2 separate regions of the Homo sapiens genome follow, and region 2 is linked to region 1. A link is a loop called in an ENCODE intact Hi-C map of the cell type or tissue named here. Cell type or tissue: Calu3. All regions are shown on one strand. Each heading gives the region's core, and the rest is flanking DNA. Links, peaks and the distances in the headings are about the cores only.

The links. A loop is a pair of places that touch in the nucleus more often than their neighbours do. Peaks named below come from ENCODE experiments on the same cell type or tissue, not always from the same donor. Only the 100,000 strongest peaks of a DNase experiment are listed, where the experiment ranks them.
Region 2: a loop joins it to region 1, with 2.6 times the contacts of the local background. A loop is called at or near these places in 6 of 110 quality-filtered maps.

What each region holds. Positions count from the first base shown.
Region 1 is chr6:47,648,759-47,660,098 of GRCh38, forward strand. It overlaps the pseudogene ADGRF2P. Among named protein-coding and RNA genes, the nearest start is that of ADGRF4, 44 kb to the right of the region's middle. In Calu3, for the core only: no CTCF peak of the experiment used is centred there; DNase peaks (open chromatin) are centred at 3,003, 5,133 and 7,673.
Region 2 is chr6:47,695,378-47,703,377 of GRCh38, forward strand. It overlaps ADGRF4 (adhesion G protein-coupled receptor F4), which reads left to right and starts at 3,203. Exons shown (of 10, transcript NM_153838.5): 1 at 3,203-3,417. It also overlaps the pseudogene ADGRF2P. In Calu3, for the core only: no CTCF peak of the experiment used is centred there; DNase peaks (open chromatin) are centred at 3,264 and 4,934.

The sequences.
Region 1 (11,340 bases), core at 1,306-9,305:
CTATTAAATTCATTCAAAACCAAACAAACACTATTGTGTGTGTACAGCTCTTATTTTCCTGGGAGAGGGAGGCTAAAGAGACAATCCCAAAATGTTAAGCCATGAAAAACACAAGTGTGAACTGTGCAGGCCCATTTATACTTGGGTTTTCTTCTGCCTCTGCCACCCCTGAGATAGGAAGGCCAACCCCTCCTCTTCCTCCTCCTCAGCCTACTCAGTGTGAAGATAACAAAGATGAAGACCTTTATGATGATCCACTTCCACTTAGTGAATAGAAATATATTTTCTCTTCCTTTTAATTTTCTTAATAACATTTTCTTTTTTCTAGCTTACTTTATTGTAATAATACAGTATATAATATATATATACAGCATAGAAAATATGTGTTAATTGACTGTTACGTTGTTGGTAACGCTTCTGGTCTACAGCAGGCTATAAGTAGTTAAGTTTTGGAGAGAGTCAAAAGTTATATACAAATTTTTGACTGCATGTGGGGGCCGGCACCCCTAACCCCCATGTTGTTCAAGAGTCAACTGTGTAAATAATTATAAATAGAGATACATGAACTAAGGGAGTCAAACAGGGCACAGTAATTTAGGATTATGGAGTTGGTGGGTTGGAAGGATGGGGAGACCTCTTAGAGAGAATGGGCAGTGAAGGCCTCCATGGGAGGTACTGAAGCTAAGACCCGAGAGAGAAGCAAGGCTGGATTAGGGTGAGGCAGGTGGGGCCTATGACACAGCATTGAAGGAAGCCCTCAGTCTCAGGGTCACACGAGGCAAGATCCACACTTTCCTAAGGCTCTCTTTCCTCATGTTAGTTTTTATTGCACCCTGGAGAGGAGAAATAGCCAGTCGCACAAAGAATGTGGGGTGTGTGTGTGGAAGAAAGCAGTAAGGTGAGGGGCTGGGGAGAACGAGATATGCACAGTGATCCCAGGCAGAATAAACAGGCTATACACGGGCCCTGAGGTAGAAAGGCATTTGGTAAGTTTCAGGAGCTGATTGGAAGCCCTTATACTTGGTTGAGCATGGACAGAGGTAGAAAAGGCCCAGGAGGAGGGTGAAGAGGCAGGCAGGTCTTGCGTCAGGCGGGCCTTGCAGGCCACATGAGGCACACAGATCTTATCCTAAGTGTAATGAGAATAGTTTTTAATCTGTGACGCCATGTGACTGAATATATATTTACAAGATTTCTGAAAAACAGATTGAAAGGGGGTAAGGGTGAAAGCAGAGAGAACAATTAGAAAGTGTTTGTGTTAGTACAGGCCAGAGAGGAAGATGGTTGGGACTGGATGGAGATGTAGTTATGTGTCACTTAACAATGAGGATACTTTCTGAGAAATGTGTCATTGGAGATTTTGTCATCATGCAAACATCACAGAGTACACTTACACAAACCTGGATGGTATAGCCTACTACACACTCAGGTTGTATGATATAGCCTATGCTCCTAGGCTACAAACCTGTACGACATGTTACTGTACTGAATACTGTAGGCAACTGTAACACAATGATAACCATTTGTATATCTAAACAAATCCAAACATAGAAAACGTACAGTAAAAATAAGGTGTTATAATCTTATGGGACCACCAGTATATATGTAGTCTATTGACTGAAACATCGTTTTGTGGCTCATGACTGTATAAAGAAATGGACAGATGTGAGATATATTTTGAGGTAGAAACCACAGGACTTGCTGACGTGTGAATGTGGAGTTTAGAAGAGAAGTGTGGCCTGGACATCCAAGCTGTGGAAGTGGGTGAGCTCCTCCAGGGAAAGGGAGAGAGGAGAGAAGGGAGGAATGGGGTATGGAGGGGAGGAGGGATGAGGAGAAGGTCTAAGAAGCTCCAACACTTAGAATTCTGGTAGAGAAGAGATCATACAGGAAATAGTAAAATGAGGTACATACAAATTTAAGAAGAGTGGTGTTTCCTCAACCCAAATGTCTGTTGACAGATAAGTAGATAAGGAAAGGGTGACAGATATATAAATGGAATGTTATTCAGCCATAAAAAGAAGGGAACCCTGTCATATGTCACAATATGAATTAGTATTGAGGACATTATGCTAAGTGAAATGAGCCAGTCACAAAAGGATAACTACTGTATGATTCCACAAATATGAGTTATTTAAAGTAGTCAAATTCACAGAAACAGAAAGTAGAAAGGTGGTTGCCAGAGGTTGGGAGGAGGAGGAAGTGGGGAGTTGTTCAGTATTGCCTGAAAAAGTTCTAGAGACCTGTTACAAAACAATATGAATATACTTAATGCTACTGAACTGTACACTTAATTAACAGGGTAAATTTTGCATTATTTTTAAACCACAATTTAAAAAATAAAAATTAAAGAAGGAAATATTTCAAAAAAGAGAGAAATGGTTAACTGAATTGAGTGCTGCCGAGATGTCAAGCAAAATGAGGGCAGAGTTAATTATAGAACTGTTAAGATGGAGAACATTGGTGACCTTTATACAATTGGTTTCAATGGCATGAAGAGCATGAGAACAGCAAGGATAGAAGTGGAGACAGCTTGTGCGGACAGTTTTCAGAAGGTTTAGCCAGGAAGAGAGACTTGAGGCAGACTCAGTGAGAGGACAAAAAAACGAAGGAGACTTTTGTTTTGCTTTGTTTTGTCTGAGGAAGGAAGATACTTGAGCATATTTAAACATCAATAGCATTATCCATAGTAGAGGGAGAGATTGATGGTGCAGGAAACAGGAAGAAAATCTAAAGAAATGCAGCCCTTAAGAATGTCTGAGGAGATAGGGACAGAGCTCCTCTGAAGGGACTAATTTTGACAGGACGACAGAGACTCCCTCTCACATGACAGGAAAGAAGGAGGAGAAGGCTGGAGCACATGCAGATGGAACGTGGGTTTAGGGGCGAGAAGAAGATAAAATCCTCATCTGGTGGCTTTGATTTTCTCTGTAAAATATTAGGTGAGGCTGGGGAAGAGTTGCATCAACCGTTTGAGGAGAGCCAATGAATGTAATTAGTCATCCAGGATCATGGAAAAACGAGCCGGCCAGTGAATCATATCAGGGTTGACCAGCTGTGTGGAATTTTGTATTTATTATTTTAAAGTGAAACTACCATGTTATATTTTATCAATTCTAAGATGCACATGTTTCAACCTCAGAATTTGGGATGCATTCTAGCACTGTTCCATAGTTTCCTAGTATTGTTGGTTTCCTCGCATTGTTTCATAGTTTAATTGCCACCGTTGTTTTCTTTATGGTTCATAAAACAATGGGAATATCATAATCAATGGCACCTTACGGTGAATGAGGCATGGTAGATGGCTTTGTTCTGTAATTTTATACCTGCCAAATTCAACTGCTTGTGTACGGACATGGAGAGGGCATTTGTTTCAGGTTTGGGTTTTAAAGATGAATAAACTTGAGAGAGGACTGTAAAGTTGACAGTAGCTGTCAATAACAAACAGGCATATTTTGGCCTACTTAGGGAAAAATACAATTGCAATGTGACTAGAAAAATTGCCTCCTGTGGAGATCAGCTATTCATTACTGGAAGAGTTTAATCTGCAATTTTGGTCCACATGGCTATTCTAAGATGTTTTGCCAGGTTAAGATCATATCATAAATTTCTCTTGTAAGCTAAATACTCATGAAACAACAGTTCAGAATTCCTTTATCAATCACCTTTTCCAATAGATGTCCAATACTGAATGACCACGAGTCATATGCTGGGTGACTATTGAAGAAAAGATAGGGAACATGTGTATTCATTCATAGAACATTTAATAATTACCAGCTATATGCCAAGCAGTCTATTGGGTTTTGAGGAAATAAAAATACAATATGAATTCTTTGACTTTGAAGAGCCCACAGTCTGATTTAAAAAACAAAGAATTGACAACAGAAGTATTCTTTCATCCAATCGCTTATGTAACATATATTTATTGGACTCCTACTGAGTGCCAGGCATTGTTCTAGGTGACAGAAATACAGCAGTGACAAAATTACAAAGTCCCTACCTCCGTGGTCCTTACCTTCTAGTGAGATACATCAATTGACCAATAGCACACCACTAAACATGATACTTTTGACTAGTGATAGATTGAGGAAAACAGTGAAATGTTATAGAGAATGACGGGTGTTACCTTAGATTGAATGTTAAGAGTATAAATTAAGCTATATATTTTTTTCTTTGGCACGGAGTTTCGCTCTTGTTGCCCAGGCTGGAGTGTAGTGGCACAATCTCAAGTGATTCTCATGCCTCGGCCTCCTGAGCAGCTGGGATTACAGGAGTGCACCACCAAGACCAGCTAATTTTTGTATTTTTTGTAGAGATGGGGTTTTGCCATGTCAGATCTGATGACATCAGGTGATCCACATGCCTCAGCCTCCCAAAGTGCTGTGATTACAGGCGTGTGCCACTGAGCCTGGCCAAATTAAGCTATTTTGGCCACAGTAACAGAAAGCCTAACAGTGGCTTAAGCCCTCGAGCTATTAATTATATATTTTAAGAGCGCAGAGATTATTGATCCCAGTGTGGATTTAGTAATTCAGTCATGTCATCAAAGATCAAGAGTTTTTCCATGTCTCTGTTCCCCCATTTGCAACACATTGATGTTTTCCTCATGGCTGCAGAATGACTGCCATAGCTGCAGATACTACACCCTCTCAATTTCCAAAGCCAGAAGAGAAAAAGGGGTGGGAGAATGGGGACAAGATAACATTTTTTCTTCCTAGTGTAGCTGTTTTAATTATCAGGGAAAGGTTCTTTCTAGAAGCTTTCACACCCCCTAGCAGACTTCCCCCTAAAATTCATCGAACAGAAATGGTGGCCTGCCTACATGTAGTTTAGTGACCAGCGAAGAAGATCTATATTACCACAATTCATTCAAAATAATCATGGGTCATCCAATCTGAGTTTTGGGCAAGGAAGAAGGCAGTGTGGACTGGGGTAGGTAAATAATGATTGCCACTTCAGAGAATGCTTCCCTGAGGAGATGACATTTAAACTAAAACCTAGATGATGAGATGGTGCCGGTCTTGTGCACCATGTCCCATGGTGGCACTAAGGGAGAAGCTAGGCCAGAGTAGATGGCCAGGAAGGGCTGACAGGGGAAGAGGCACTTGAGGACGAGAATGAGTCAGCCAGGTGAAGTTATGGGTAGAGAGGGGCGGAGGCTTTCAGGCTATAGCAAAGGCCAGTGGAGAGGAAAAGAAATGTGAGCCAGTTTGTATGGCTGGAGCAAGATGAGCAGGACAAGGCAGGCCACAGCCTTCGTGGAGATGATTGCAGAGGGGATGATTTGGATTCTAGCATTACAAAATCAGCAATAAGGCAGATGTATGCAAAAGGACCGGTACTCAGTTTCACGTAGGGCTGTGGAGGAGACTTAAGACAGCTAGGTTGAATCTGACTGAGTACAAGGAGTCAGCCAGGGAACAGAGGTGGCAAGGATGTCCCTTAGGCACAGGGCACACACGGCAGGCATGAAGGCTTGGAGGCTTGAAACAATGTGATGAAAGCCATCAGTACAGCATCACCAGAGGATGATGTGTGAGTCAGAGAGTGACCGGGGATGAGGCTGGAGCCATGGCTGGGAGCCCTGCTTCATTTGGTTTAGGCCAGTACAAGCATCTGCCTTTTCAAAAGTTGGGAGTCCCAGCTCTGGAAATAATAGCTGGGTTGGCTTCCTGATTTGTGCTGTGCGGGGCTGGGCTTGGATGATCTTCAAGAACACTTCCACTTTTTACATTCCTGATCTCTGGTAGATGCTCAATAAACCTTTACTGAACAAGTCTCTCCTGCTACCAAAACGTTGCTCATCAGTGTAAATCAGACGTGTCCTTTAAGGCCTGGTCTGTCCCTGTATTCTCCATGAAGTGACTCCTGACCAGGCCAGCCTCCATCAACTCCTCCATTGTTGGGAGTGACTGTGTCAGCTATTAGTAGAGAAGATCTTGTATGTTTTTCATATTTATGTGTTTTCTTCTTCCAACTAGAAGTGTGAACTCTGGGAGGTTAGGGGTCATATTTTATATAAATTGATATATCCACAGATGCATGGCACACTGGGCATTTTGTGTATAAATAATGACAATGCGACTGATTAGGACATGTTAGTGTAGACTCACCAGTTGTGACAAATGCATCACCTACCGCGAGATGTTGATAGTGGGGGAGGTTGTGTGTATGGGGGGGCAGGGATATTTTTGAAATCTCTGTACTTTTGCCTCAATTTTGCTGTAAACCTAAAACTACTCTAAAAAATAAAGCATATATATATATGTGTATATATATATGTATATATATGTGTGTATATATATGTGTATATATATATGTATATATATGTGTGTATATATATGTGTGTGTGTGTGTGTGTGTGTATGTGTATATATATATATATATATATATATATATATATATATAAATTTTTTTTGAGACAGGGTCTTACTCTGTCACCCTGGCTGGAGTCCAGTGGCACAATCTCCACTCACTGTAGCCTCAATCTCCTGGGCTCAAGTGAGCCTCCTATGTCAGCCTCCTGAGTGGCCAGGGCTACAGGTGTGCACCACCATGCCCAGCTAATTTTTTTTGTTTGTTTGTTTAAAGTAGAGACAAGGTCTCATTATGTTGCTCAGGCTAGTCTCGAACTCCTGGCCTCAAGCATTCCTGCCTCAGCCTCCCAAAGTACTGAGATTACAGGTGTGAGGCACTGTGGCCAACCTATATTTTTTAAAAGATAGAATTTTCCCATCTGAGGAGCAGACTTGAGTGGATTTCAAGAGGGTACTATTCAGCCCTCAAGGGGATTCACAGACCTAGAATTAGAGAAAAATAGCAGCACAGCACTCACAGCAGCTGGGAACTTTCCCATCCTTCCCTGGCCACTTCCTAGAAGATCAAGACTAGCTAAGGAAACAAAATGAGGAAGGGGGAATGCTGAGATTAAAATTAAGGGGTGCCTTTCAGTATATTAGGAGAACTTCGTGAAGATTTTGAAAAATGCCACACTCTAGATAAATATAGATATAGCTTTTCAAACATGGGATTGGGGAAGCTAAGAAGTTCATAAATACAAAAAAAAAGAGTTTTTGAGTGTTTCAAATTTAAAAAAAGATATGTCACTGACCATGTTGCTTTTTGAGAGTCTTTGTCCTTGTATAGGGTAGGTTATGCTGAGGTGACAAATAGCTCCCAAATCTCAGGGAGTAAGAATAGTAAGAAGTAATCCTTTCTTATGGTTGTCATGTGTTAGCAGGGACCTCTTCTTATCACGGTCACTCAGGGACCCAGTCTCATGGAGTAACTACTATTCTGAATTGCTGGCACCATGCAGAATTACTTAAATGCCCCACTGACCACAAGGAGGTGAGGAATCACAATGCTACCTTGTGTTTGCAACTGGAGACCGATAGGAATGATTAGGGAACCATACCACCATAATCCTAGTAACCAGAAAGCCAGCCAGCTAGTACCAGAGCCCCAAGCAGAGGCACTTGTGGTTTCCAAATTTCATCTTTAGGCTCAGGCTGATTTGTAAGAACAAATGAGCTACAGCCATGCATCACACATCCTGTGCTGCCACCACAGTCTTAAATCCCTTGCCCAAGACAGGAGCCTTTGCTTTTTGTGAGAGTCCGCGTCTGTCACCTGGTGTGACTCATCCATTCTCCAGTGCATTGCCCCTCCCACTGCAGGAGCTACTCCCATGCAGGACTTGTCTGTCAGGCTGCAGCACTCCTGCACATGGGGCTGACTGCCTATGGGAACCGCAGGGTCCAGCCTGGGGAGCTGCCATTCGGGGCTAACTTGACTCTCATCCATACAAGAGCCCAGCCTGTGATTTGTAGCAAGGTATGACAGAAGAGAGCCAGTAATGCCCATATCTCCAGCTGCCAGGGAGTGGGGCAAATTTGCCGGTGAGTTTGTCTTTGGCCAGCCACAGTGAGTAGTCCCAGGTCCTCCTTCTCCTTCCAGTGACTTCCTTTGGAGAGGAATTTCAGAGATGAGCAGCCACTCATGATTTTGTGTTTGTGAGGCTTTGGTAATTTGAGGTTTAATTAATAACATATGTAGTGAATAAGTGAATTTATACAGTGAATAAGGGAACATGTACAGTGAATAAGAAGGAATTTATTAACTTTAAGGCACTTTACGTAATAAGAGCACAAGTCTGTATAAAAATATTTTTGTTTTCATTTATTCTTCTCTGTTCTTCTGTGCTCCACTAATTTTATCCAAAGATCAGAATACAGGAAATGGGAACCTATAAATAACCTTTTTTTCTGATAATCTCCAAGGTACTAGGTGTAAATGCAGAAGTTAATGAACATTTTTATGATTATTTTCCCTCATCAGACCTTGTCATGTTTTATCTACAATTTTGGCTTATTATGAAGGCATCACTAGCCTCAAACCCTTCTTGAAACTGAGTAATATTTTTGTACTTTCTCAAAAAATCCTGCACCAACGACTAACCTATGGCAATGAAAACTCTTGGCCTTACACATTCTTCTTCTCAGATGATACTTTCTCAAGAGGAAGGCAGACTTTGGGGAGATTTCTCTGGGTTCTTAAGCTTGTCTCCATTGTGTCATTCTTTGTATTGTGGGGATGTAACTACAGTTCCATTGTTTTTTATACTATTCTTTAAAATAGTGTAATTGATGCTTCATTCCTTTCTTTTTTCTGATTCTTTGTCAGTATTTGTTGAATATGAATTTTAAAAGTTTAGTTTTGCTTAAAATTGTTTATCCTTTGAAATTTGACAAAATGTGTTTTTCCCTCTTAAAGTGAACTTACAGATAAAAGTGATGCTTGAATTTCTCCCACATTACTTTTGGTTTATTACGTTTCCTCTTTCAAAATTCATTCATAGTCCTATAGTTTCAAAAAATCCACTTATTGGTAGCTCAAATGCATAATTTCAAATATATTTCTGGGCAAGTGGTTAGCCTTAAAAGACTGCAAAACTTGTACTTTATGTCCTTAGAGATGGTATCCTAAAATAATATAGCCACAATTCTGTTCTAATAATATTTGCATAATATAGAGTTACAACATCATTGTCTTTTTTGAAAAATGAATAGAAACTTGTGAACAGAAATCAGACCTCTTATTCACAGATAATGAGATCAGGGGATTCAGTTACCAGGCCTGGTAACCGGTTGCTCTTTCTAAAATTGGACATGGGAGGACAGCACAGGGGTTGTCAGTGGAAGTCACCTGCCCTGGGTTCAGGCATTAACGGGGTGCAGTTCCTATAGAGAATAATATTTCTAAACATGTCTAAAAGATAATAGAACCAACTGAAAATCAGTCTTCTTTATCATCAGCATGTTCTGGTAATTCTAACCCATGTCAGTGACATGGGTTGGTGATATGGGCAGACCAGGCCCACAGCCACCTTCCCCTCCTTGTTACTGCTGTTGTGTGTGTGAGATTTGATTTAATTCACTAGTGGGAAACAGTCTACCTCAGGAGACAGTGGCTACTTCCAAAAAACCATAGTTTAGCAATGATCTATCAGTCCCATTATCTTGGGAATTGATGGCTTCCGGGTTTGTTATTTTTATATATTTCTTTTAACATAACAGCCATCTCTCAGGCTAGTAAAACCCCTGATTTTATTTTTATTTAGGGACGAGGCTATAGAACCTACTGCTTCTGCCTATTATTCCTGAATCTTTTGACTGCAATGAACAACTCCTGAGTCTTTTGACTGCAATGAACAACTCCTTAGCTAAAGCCCCAAAAGTGATTTTATTTTAGTAATACTCGGAGATCTCATAGAACACAGGGCATGAGACACAGGGGTCTGAATGGCCTCAGGACTCTCTTTATGATCTTTGCCCCTCTTGGTGCATCTGCTTCCTTTTGCTCTGTCCTTCTTTCTACAGTTAGGTCGTTCTCAATCACATATTAATATCACCTAGGGTTTTTTCTCAGTTCTGTATATGAATATCATCTGTGGAATTTAAAAGACCATTTATCCTAAATGTTAACAGCACAATGTAGGTGAAGGGATATTAAGTGTTCACTGTTCTATTCTTTCCATTTTTCAGTCGTAATTAAATTATTCAAGATAAAAAGTTTGGGGCAATGTATTAGTGTCTGAGCCTCAGCCCCAGAAATTCTGATTTAAATGGTTCTGAAGTGGGGCCCAGGCACTAGTATATTTTAAAAGCTCCTCTGGGAATCCCGATGTACGATTGAAGCTGGAAATCACTGCTATGGATTGCTGGGTTTTTCAGCTTCTCTTGACAAAGAGAGTGAGTCCCATCTCTTTCTTCTTGTCCAAATTTCAAAATTCCTGGGGTGAGGATGGATGGGTTCAGTTGGATCAACTGCCATCCCCTAATGCAGTCAGCTCTGACCAAGTACACTGTTCAGCTGGCTGCACACACAGGAAATGTGGATGGGTAAGCAGTTTCCAGACAGGGATGGGTGGGCTGAGGGGGTAGTTAGGAAAATAAATGTAATAATGATAATAGGAGTCCAGTGTATTCCTCTAACAGAAATGCAAAGTGAGTCCTGAACTGCTGAATTTGAGAACATCCAGCTGTTGATAAGACAAAGCCATTGCTTATTATGACCGCTGTTTTTTCAAATTATATCTATTTCAAAAGAATGGAATAACAGAGAATTGGTCTTTGTTAATCTGAAAGTTTTGGATCGCAAAATACAAATTAACATGTTTGATAACAAAAACAAAAATCTTATCCATATTAGAGTAGGAAGTTGTAAAAGTTGCTCTGCATTAGGTGATGCATATTAGCAAATACTATGAAGGTCACTGCTTGGCATAATGTTCTATTTGTAGCAGGTATACATTTTATCTCATAACACATCTGGCTTTTAAAATATCACATTTCCTCAAAGATTCTAAATCAGTTATAAATCAGTTAATAGAACGAGTCCTCCCTACTGCCCTTTGATTTCCTACAAATATTTTTGAGGAAATTCCATCTTGGCGTTGTGTTTGGAGAGGCTGTCTTCTGCCAAGGATCTAGGAAGAATTTGGAGAGTCTAAAGCAGTCTCAAGTCATCATTGCAGCTGGAAGAGAGTGGCACTATCCCTTCTGTGCAAGCTTGGGCACGGAGACATTTTATGATGGTCTTTAATGCCTTGGGTCTCAAAGGCATTTGAGTTCCATATATATTCAGTTCTCTTCACACGCTGAGTCACCCATGAATGTCTTCTCACTTCTACAGGCATTCCGTGGTACGGGAGCTGATACCTAGGGAGTTTATATAACCTCTTCCCTTTCTCAAACCAGGAGGAAAACTCTTCTTCCTTGCCCGAAATACCTATCTTTTTTCTAGTAATTGGAACACCTCTTAAGCCAGGTGTTTGTA
Region 2 (8,000 bases), core at 1-8,000, 45 kb after region 1:
AAGAGTTGGGCTGACTCTAAGTAGGACATTGCAGATTATTTTTTTTTTTCAAAAGGAATCCACTGCCAGTATATCCACTTTTTCAAATTTAAATAGATTGGATTGTCAACTTGGTTTAGGCTTAGATACAACTTCCTTGGCCATGAACCAAGGGGAAAAGCATAGAGCTTTTGAGACAGAAAGATGACCATTTTCAGTTAAGGAGATGGAAGTCTGGAGTTGTGAGTCAATGCTAATCGAGGACTGAGCCAGAGGTAGAAACCCAAGTGTGCTGGCTCCCAGCCCTGTACTTCCTCTTCAAGACCATATAGACACTGAAAGATCTTCTGCCTACACTGACAATGTAAGGTCAATCCTCACCAACAATATGCTTTTTTGATACCTGGGATTGGAGAGAGGAAATATCACATTTCCAATTCAGAGCTGCTCTTTTTCTTAACCTGTATGTAAACAAATTCAACATTCAAACCAGGTGTTACCTGATAGAACAGTATTGTAGGTAGAAGCTCTTTGAGGAAAAAAAAAAAACCTCTTTACAAAGCAAGGACATAGATGACTGCAGCAGCATCTAACTAGTGGATGAAGGCAAAGGGGCAATGGGCAGCCTTTAATTATCCCAACAAGAAGTCAGTATTGATGACGTTTCATTACAAAGGAGAAAGTGGGGCTCACCTTAGGTATGAGTGCAGTCCCTTCCTTCCTTCCTTCCTTCCTTCCTTCCTTCCTTCCTTCCTTCCTTCCTTCCTTCCTTCCTTCCTTCCTTCCTTCTTCCCTCCCTCCCTCCCTCTCTCTCTCTCTTTCTCCCTTTCTCTTTCTTTCTTTTTTTCTCCCTCTCTCTCTTTCTTTCTTTCTTTGTTTCTTATTACAAATAATCTTCCTATAAGTAGGAAAGTTTGAGCAGACAAAAAGCATCAATCTGAAGTTAAAAAAAATGCATCAACCTGGAGAAATAGTCATTTTTCAAATGGCATTGCTTATCTTGGGACAACAAAAGCATCCTTCACAAATAAAGTCAGAGAGTGGTTTTAATTTACCATTTACCAATAGATTTGTATGTTCTTTTCAAGAGAAGGGGTGAGATAGACATAGTCCTGGTTTTCCTCAATGCAGGCTTAGGTACAAAGAGATGTCACTTACCCAGAGTCCATATATTGAAGTGAAAATGGAATTTCATGAAGCAAATATAGTTATAGGATGGTAACTCTGGACAAATTTTATAAAAGATGAACTCCAATTGCTTCATTTCACAGATAACAGCTCTGAGCACTAGGGAGAGAGGGAGGGATTGGCCTAGCATTTGCTTTGTGTCTTGAGCAGTCACATCTATTATGGAAGTACTCACTACTCAGCTATACTCACTCCCTGAGACAGGATGGTTGGAAAGAAACCCCACCTTAGCTTCATCATTAACCAAGAAACCCCAAGGATGCTTAGAGAAAAACTCTGGAATTATTTGGGAATTCCTGGAAGAAGCTATGCCCTCTCTCCTGCATCCCAAAGCCCACTCTACACCATCTTGAAAAATGTCAAGGAACTGCATGGATTAGGTTGACTCTGGATGACCCTGGGTAGAGACACATTCAGTTTCCTGCTGACACCGCACCAAGAAAGTGATTTGGTCAGGTGACTCTAGGAGAAATTGGTACTGATAGTATCCAAGGCAGATTTTTAAGTATCAGACTTAATACATAATGATTCTTGGGAAAGCCATTTAAATCCCTGAGACTTTAAGTGGATAAATGTAGGTAAAGTAGTATAGTACTTGGCTCATAATAATTGCTCATTCAAATTCACATGTTAGTTTTAGTTGTTTTTTTTAAATTAGAGTCCTGTGAATACATGAACCCACCCACCCACATGCAAACACAAGCAAACACACAGCCATGACCCCATGCATAAGTTTGGCTGAAGACACCCTCATGGGAACTAGTTCACTGACTTCCAAATTAAAGAGTTAAGCATTTGATTTGGTCTGTTCAACATTAGGGGTATCAGCCAGCAAAATCTGTTGAGCTTACCATTGAAAAATCCTTTCATTCATTACTGTGGTCATAATACACAGTTACCTGGCCAGGAAAGAGTACACATCACAGGGATCTGCTCACTGCACGTGTGCCTGAGCTCTCCCTCACTTTCTGCCTTCTTCAAGAATTCTTCCCTGATTGGTCCAACCAGAAGCGCTGATTCTCCCCACCTGATTTCCTGTAATTTTATAATCTATGTCCTTCACTTTTGTGTTATATTGTTTATTTCCTTTTGGTCTTTTTGTGTGCATATGTATATGTTTTGGGGAATGGGGTATTCACTTTTGTTACTCACTGTGTTACTCACTTTTGTATGCCCATAGTGCAGAGCATGGTGCCTTGTACATAGAGTATGTTCGGTAAATATGTGCAATAAAAAGTCCTTTGATTACACAATGGCTTGATATTGGCTTTTCCACTTCCCAAATGAGCCATTTCTTAACTACTGACCTAAATGGAGCTGACCCATTTCCATAAACAGCACCTCCTTGACCTTCATTGCTATAAAACCCATAACAAAACTGCCTCCTCACTTACCTCTCCTTATTGTCCACATTTCTCCTGGAAATATCTAAATGAGGGTTTGCTTTAGATCTTTGGGGAAGGAAGGCCTGTGAGTAGACAACAGTAGAACTAGGATGTGTGGGACTGTTTGGTGGTTAGCAGAACAATGCAAACTGGCTCCCCTGTCCAAAGTCAAACCGTGTGCATTCCCCACAAGTGGACACAGTGTCTTCTGTGTCTGAATTACCACAGTCATGTAGTGGCTCAGTGAGAACTCCTTGTCCCGGTCATTACAAAAATAAAACAGAAATCTCTCTGTTGCTAGGTTAGGAATTAGATCACAATTGATGCACCAGTTTATCAGCCAATTTCCTCCAAGTTCAACATCAGAACAGGCAAAAAAAAAAAGTATCAGCCTTTAAAAATCATCAACAATAGTGGCATAACCTTGCATTTTATCACCCTCCTTCCAATTATCCCAGTGCAGCAGATGCAAGCAGAGTCTCATGCAATCATCTGAGATAAGGATGAAGAACTGAAAGACAAACAAGTGACTCACTTTAATGGATTTGCTTCAGACAGGAGAAACCTGTAATTTCTCTTAGGCGTGCTTCATGGACCCATAGTGGAGTGAATCACAGACTTGCACAAGCCTTGAAACTGTGGGTAACTTTACAGTTCTCAGATCGGCTTCTCGCAACAGGCAGTCAGTTCTCACTGGGCCCCTTGGACTCCCATTTCAAAAATGGAGAAGACAGATCACAGCCACTGACCAGGGACCGTGGGAGGTGCCACGTGATGGTGAGGCATCATGCTAGGGAGCTGAGCTCTGACCTTCCTGCTGGGTGATTCTCCACCTCTGGGCTGCTAGATCTACTTCCTGGATGCCGTGAGTAGATGTCCTACACCAGCACCATTTTCCTGTTGAAGAAAGGCTTGTTTTTGCACATATTCCAGGAGGGGGAAATGCGTGATATATGATGGTATTTTCTGGAATGCTTGATTCTTCTGGAAACTTCTCTAACATGATTTAGAAATTGGCTAGCTCAAGGTTGGAGTATTTCCTAAGCCTCTTTTACGTTTGTTTTTCTTTAAGAGTTGTTTGTCAGGCTTTAATGGCTCACTCCTAGGAGTGAAAATGCAAAGTATCCTGTCAGGCAAATAAACTCACTGTCCCTGCATTGTCCCCTTGCTTGATAAATTTCAATACCTGTCTTTTAGACTGAATGTAAAGCTGGATGTTGTTTTAAAAGTGTTCTTGATTAGTTTCTTCTTTTAGTGAGCCTGAAAAAGCTATCATTGTATCAATTTAAAAAAACATTTCTCCAGTTACTGCCAAACACGTTTTTGCAAAGGCATCTTCCCTTGTTTCAAGTGGCCAATTCTATGCTACTTGAAGGTCTATATTCCTTATACTCTGAAGACAGTTGTGAGAGGTCTAAAGTGTTGCATCATTAGGTGCTGTTTATTTGTTTGTTTGTTTGTTTTTCAGTGTCAGCACATCATGAGCTTTCTTCATGGACCAGAGGCAATTGCTGGGCGTATAAATTTCTTTAAAATTTTATAAGTATCAAGATAGTTGGTGAGATATCTAGATGTCTTCTAACTCTGAAATTGTCTTCCAACTCTGAAATTATGTGATTCTTGAAACCTATCAGAATCTGAATCCAGATTCCAATTTTTAGAAGAGATGCTGGGCTACAAACAGATTGGCTGGAAGCCATCTAAAGTAGCTAAAGATGAGATGTTTCTGATTCTAATAGTTCTTTTCTATCTTTCTTTCCCCCAAGGCTCTATGTGAAGCATTTCTTCCATGGCAAGGGAGAACTCTAAGGGTAACTAAATAGATTCTGCTATGAGGGCAAGAGATACTGGGTCTTAAACACATAAACAACTCGTTTATCCATCTGATGTTATAATCAGAGTTCTAATTATACTACTGGAACAGAGGAAACAGACAGACAGTTATAGAATTAGGGGAACAACACACACACACATACACACACACACACACACACAGACGACACACCCCCCCCCCCAAAATGTGGGTCACTTAACTCTTAGGTTCCTTGCCCTCTAGTTAACCTCTTTGGATTGGTTGTTCCCATCAGACAATGGTCTGGCCTGGGAGTAAGAGGCGAATTGCCACCTTGAAGACTGGCAAAAAAGTGAGAAGAGGCACTCCCTCTCACCTTGTGGTACAGTTCCGGGGAGAGGAACCCTTTGGGAAAGTATTTCCTTGATTCACAAATATTCTTGGCCATTCACCTTAGGGTGTTTTGCATGAACAGGTTTGCGAGATCACACCTTCTGATGCATTCCTTCCTGACTGACTACACTTACAGTTCCCAGCTGACCTTTTAAAATTTTCTTTGGGAGTCCTGATGTCAGGCCGCACTCAGCGTGTTCAGACGGGTAGGGAGTACTCAGTCTGTGTGAGTCATCCCCTACAATTCCATCTGGCATGTTTCAGAAAGAAGCTCCAGTACCCAGACAGACTCACTGTAGTTTTAAATTCCAACTCATTCAGAAAATCTGCTCCAGGTACAAGCAAGATGGGACAAATAGGAGATGGTGTTTCAGAACAGCTGGGGTCATCTGGGTCTGTCTGGAGAAATAGGGTTTTATTAGTTCTGACTTATGGAGACAGTGTGGAAAAAGACACATGCATTGTTATGACACCCTCTTGTGCCCATGGCGGACATCCCTAACCTGGCATGGCATTATTTCCTGCTCAATTCTTTTTTCACATAAGGCTCCAGGCAGTACAATAAAGAGGAGGTCCACAGTAGGACTGGCATCTACTTAAGTCACCAGGTTCCAAAATCATCTAGAGTTGCAAACGTGCTCACCTGACCCTCTGAGATAGAAAAGTTGCCTCATGATTTTAAAGCAAAAACTTCAGATGCTGATGTCACTCTGCAGGAATCATTTCCCAATTCATTCACTTATACAACAAATGTTTACTGAGTGTCTATTCTGTATCTTATCCTCTGCTGGGTGCTGAGGATAGAGAAACATCAGGTGTTTACATTTTTTTGCCTATTTCACTAGGTGTGGCCTAATTTCTCTCAGGCTCTGGGGGGGAAGAGCACAAATTGTTGTGCTCTGTTGACCCATTGTGATTAGAATTTAGGCAGCGGTGTGAAAGTCGCTGATTACTGTAAACTTGATGGAGAGGTAGATCCTTAGACACATTCACCCTGGGACAATCAGGTCTAGCTGTGTTTGCCTGTAACTCTCTGAGGCCAGCAAATGTTATTTTCTTTGTAATGACCAGCAAATGTTATCTTTTTCTTTGTAATGACCATGTTAGAGCAGGGAGCCTGGCCTCCATTCAGCAGGCTTGAATTGCTTTTTAGTACTGTGTGAAAAACAAAGGTGAATTATAGTGGGTAATTAACACTTTTATAATCATGCACAGAAAGAGGCGGGTTATGGAAGTGGAGGAGAAGGAACCTGCGACGTGACTTTTTCAGGTCCCAAGAAGCTGCGTTTCTAGGTGGCTTAGTTGCTTTTATCTCTGAAATAAATCATCTTGCAGACACCTTGGGAAGGAGATGTGGAGCTGCCCTTATTGGGTGACTAGTATAGCAATTGGAGGGAATTTATAAATGACTAACCCTTTATTTACCTTCTTGCCACAGATAGCCTCAGGCAAGAGTTCTTTTGCTTCTTGTTTTCTCTTTCACTTTTTAATTCTTCATTTCTGAAACTGATTTCTTTCTTGTGGTCACCCAAGCTTTGCTGTGAATGACTTAAAGAGCTCCCATGAACATATCAGCACAGTGACGGGCATTAGGTAGATGCCCAACAAATACATGTGTAGCCTAAGTCTGGATAGATTAATGTGTTTTCCTCCAAGATAACATATTGTGATGGAATAGCAGCTTGAAACTCCTCAAGGCATTTCTGATTACTTATTTATTTTTATTTTTATTTCTTGAGACAGAGTTTCACTCTTATTGCCCAGGCTGGAGTGCAATGGTGCAATCTCAGCTCACTGCAACCTCTGCCTCCCAGGTTCAAGCGATTTGATTCTCCTGCTTCCGCCTTCCAAGTAGCTGGCATTATAGGTATGCACCACCACGCCTGGCTCATTTTTTTGTATTTAGTAGAGAGGGGGTTTCACCATGTTGGTCAGGCTGATCTCAAACTCCTGGTCTTAGGTGGTCCACCCGCCTTGGCCTCCCAAGGTGCTGGGATTATAGGCGTGAACCACTGCGCCTGGCCTAGAATTTCTGATTATCAAGTGAATTGGTAAATCCTGGGTGAAACAGTTTTCTTACTACAAGAAATCTCAGAACCTTTGATATGTGTTCATGCCTGTTTGTGTGTGTGTCTGTGTGTGTGTTGGGGGGAGTTGGGCAGTGGTGTTACCCATCGTTTCCCAAACTGATATGACCATGGAACCCCTTTGGCTTTTATGAGACCAGTCTTCCACAGAAACCCATGTGAGGACACAAGGCCTTGGTCAAATACAGTAGACACAAAAGCCTCCGTTGTTTGCCTACTAAAAGTAGAGCAGTCCCACTCCCCGAATTCAAAGAAAATTAGGTCAGTCTATATAAATGCCTTCAAGGTTAAATTTTTCTTCTGTTCCATTTTCTTTAACCTTTTTGTGCCTGCTACAAATGGTTGACAAACAAATGGTGGATAATATGCATCAACCTCAAACATAAATATGTCTTGTTCCAGCATTATTCTGTCACAATTACTGCTTGCTGTTTTTGTTTCCCCTCACTGAGTACTAGAATCTTGATTTAAATGGAGACGTCTCTTCCCAACAAAGTGTTTTTCTGCCACCATACACAGAGGGTTTATAAAGATAGAGAATATAAGAGAATACACAATTTTGTTGACAAACTGAACAGAATGTAGAACCAGAAGTCAATAAATGGAATAAAGGTAATTTAAGGAGAATATGCCTGGAACAAGTCTGGATTCTCCACATAGGATAGGATCTAGCACTGGCTGTCCACTCTTTACCAGAAACTGGTATGTCCCTCACCTGGGTGAGTTAGCCCCCATCAGGCTCCCATATGAAAGCTTCTTCTTTAGGTACTGACCATGGTTTGCTTATATCCATCTGGACAATTCTCACTCTTCTTGTTACATTTAATTTAATATTTAGGTTTTGCATGCTTGTTCTTTTCTTTCCCTCATCCTTTCAGGAGACCACTCACTACATATAGACATGTGCTAGGTGCTGGAGAGATACTATATTTGTGTTTACTGAAACTTTTCAGTTTGGAATGTTGATAAACTCCAATTCACTTTAATTATTAATCTTTATCAGTGGTAGATCTAAGGATGTGTGTTTCCTCCTTTACATTCTATAAAATATCAACCATGGATGAATTAGGAGGATAAATTATGCTGCCAAAGCTTTTAATAAAATTTTAAATTCTTCATTCTCAGAATCCTTAAGCTCTTCTCTGCAGAGGACTCTGGCTTTTGGCCTTAGCTACA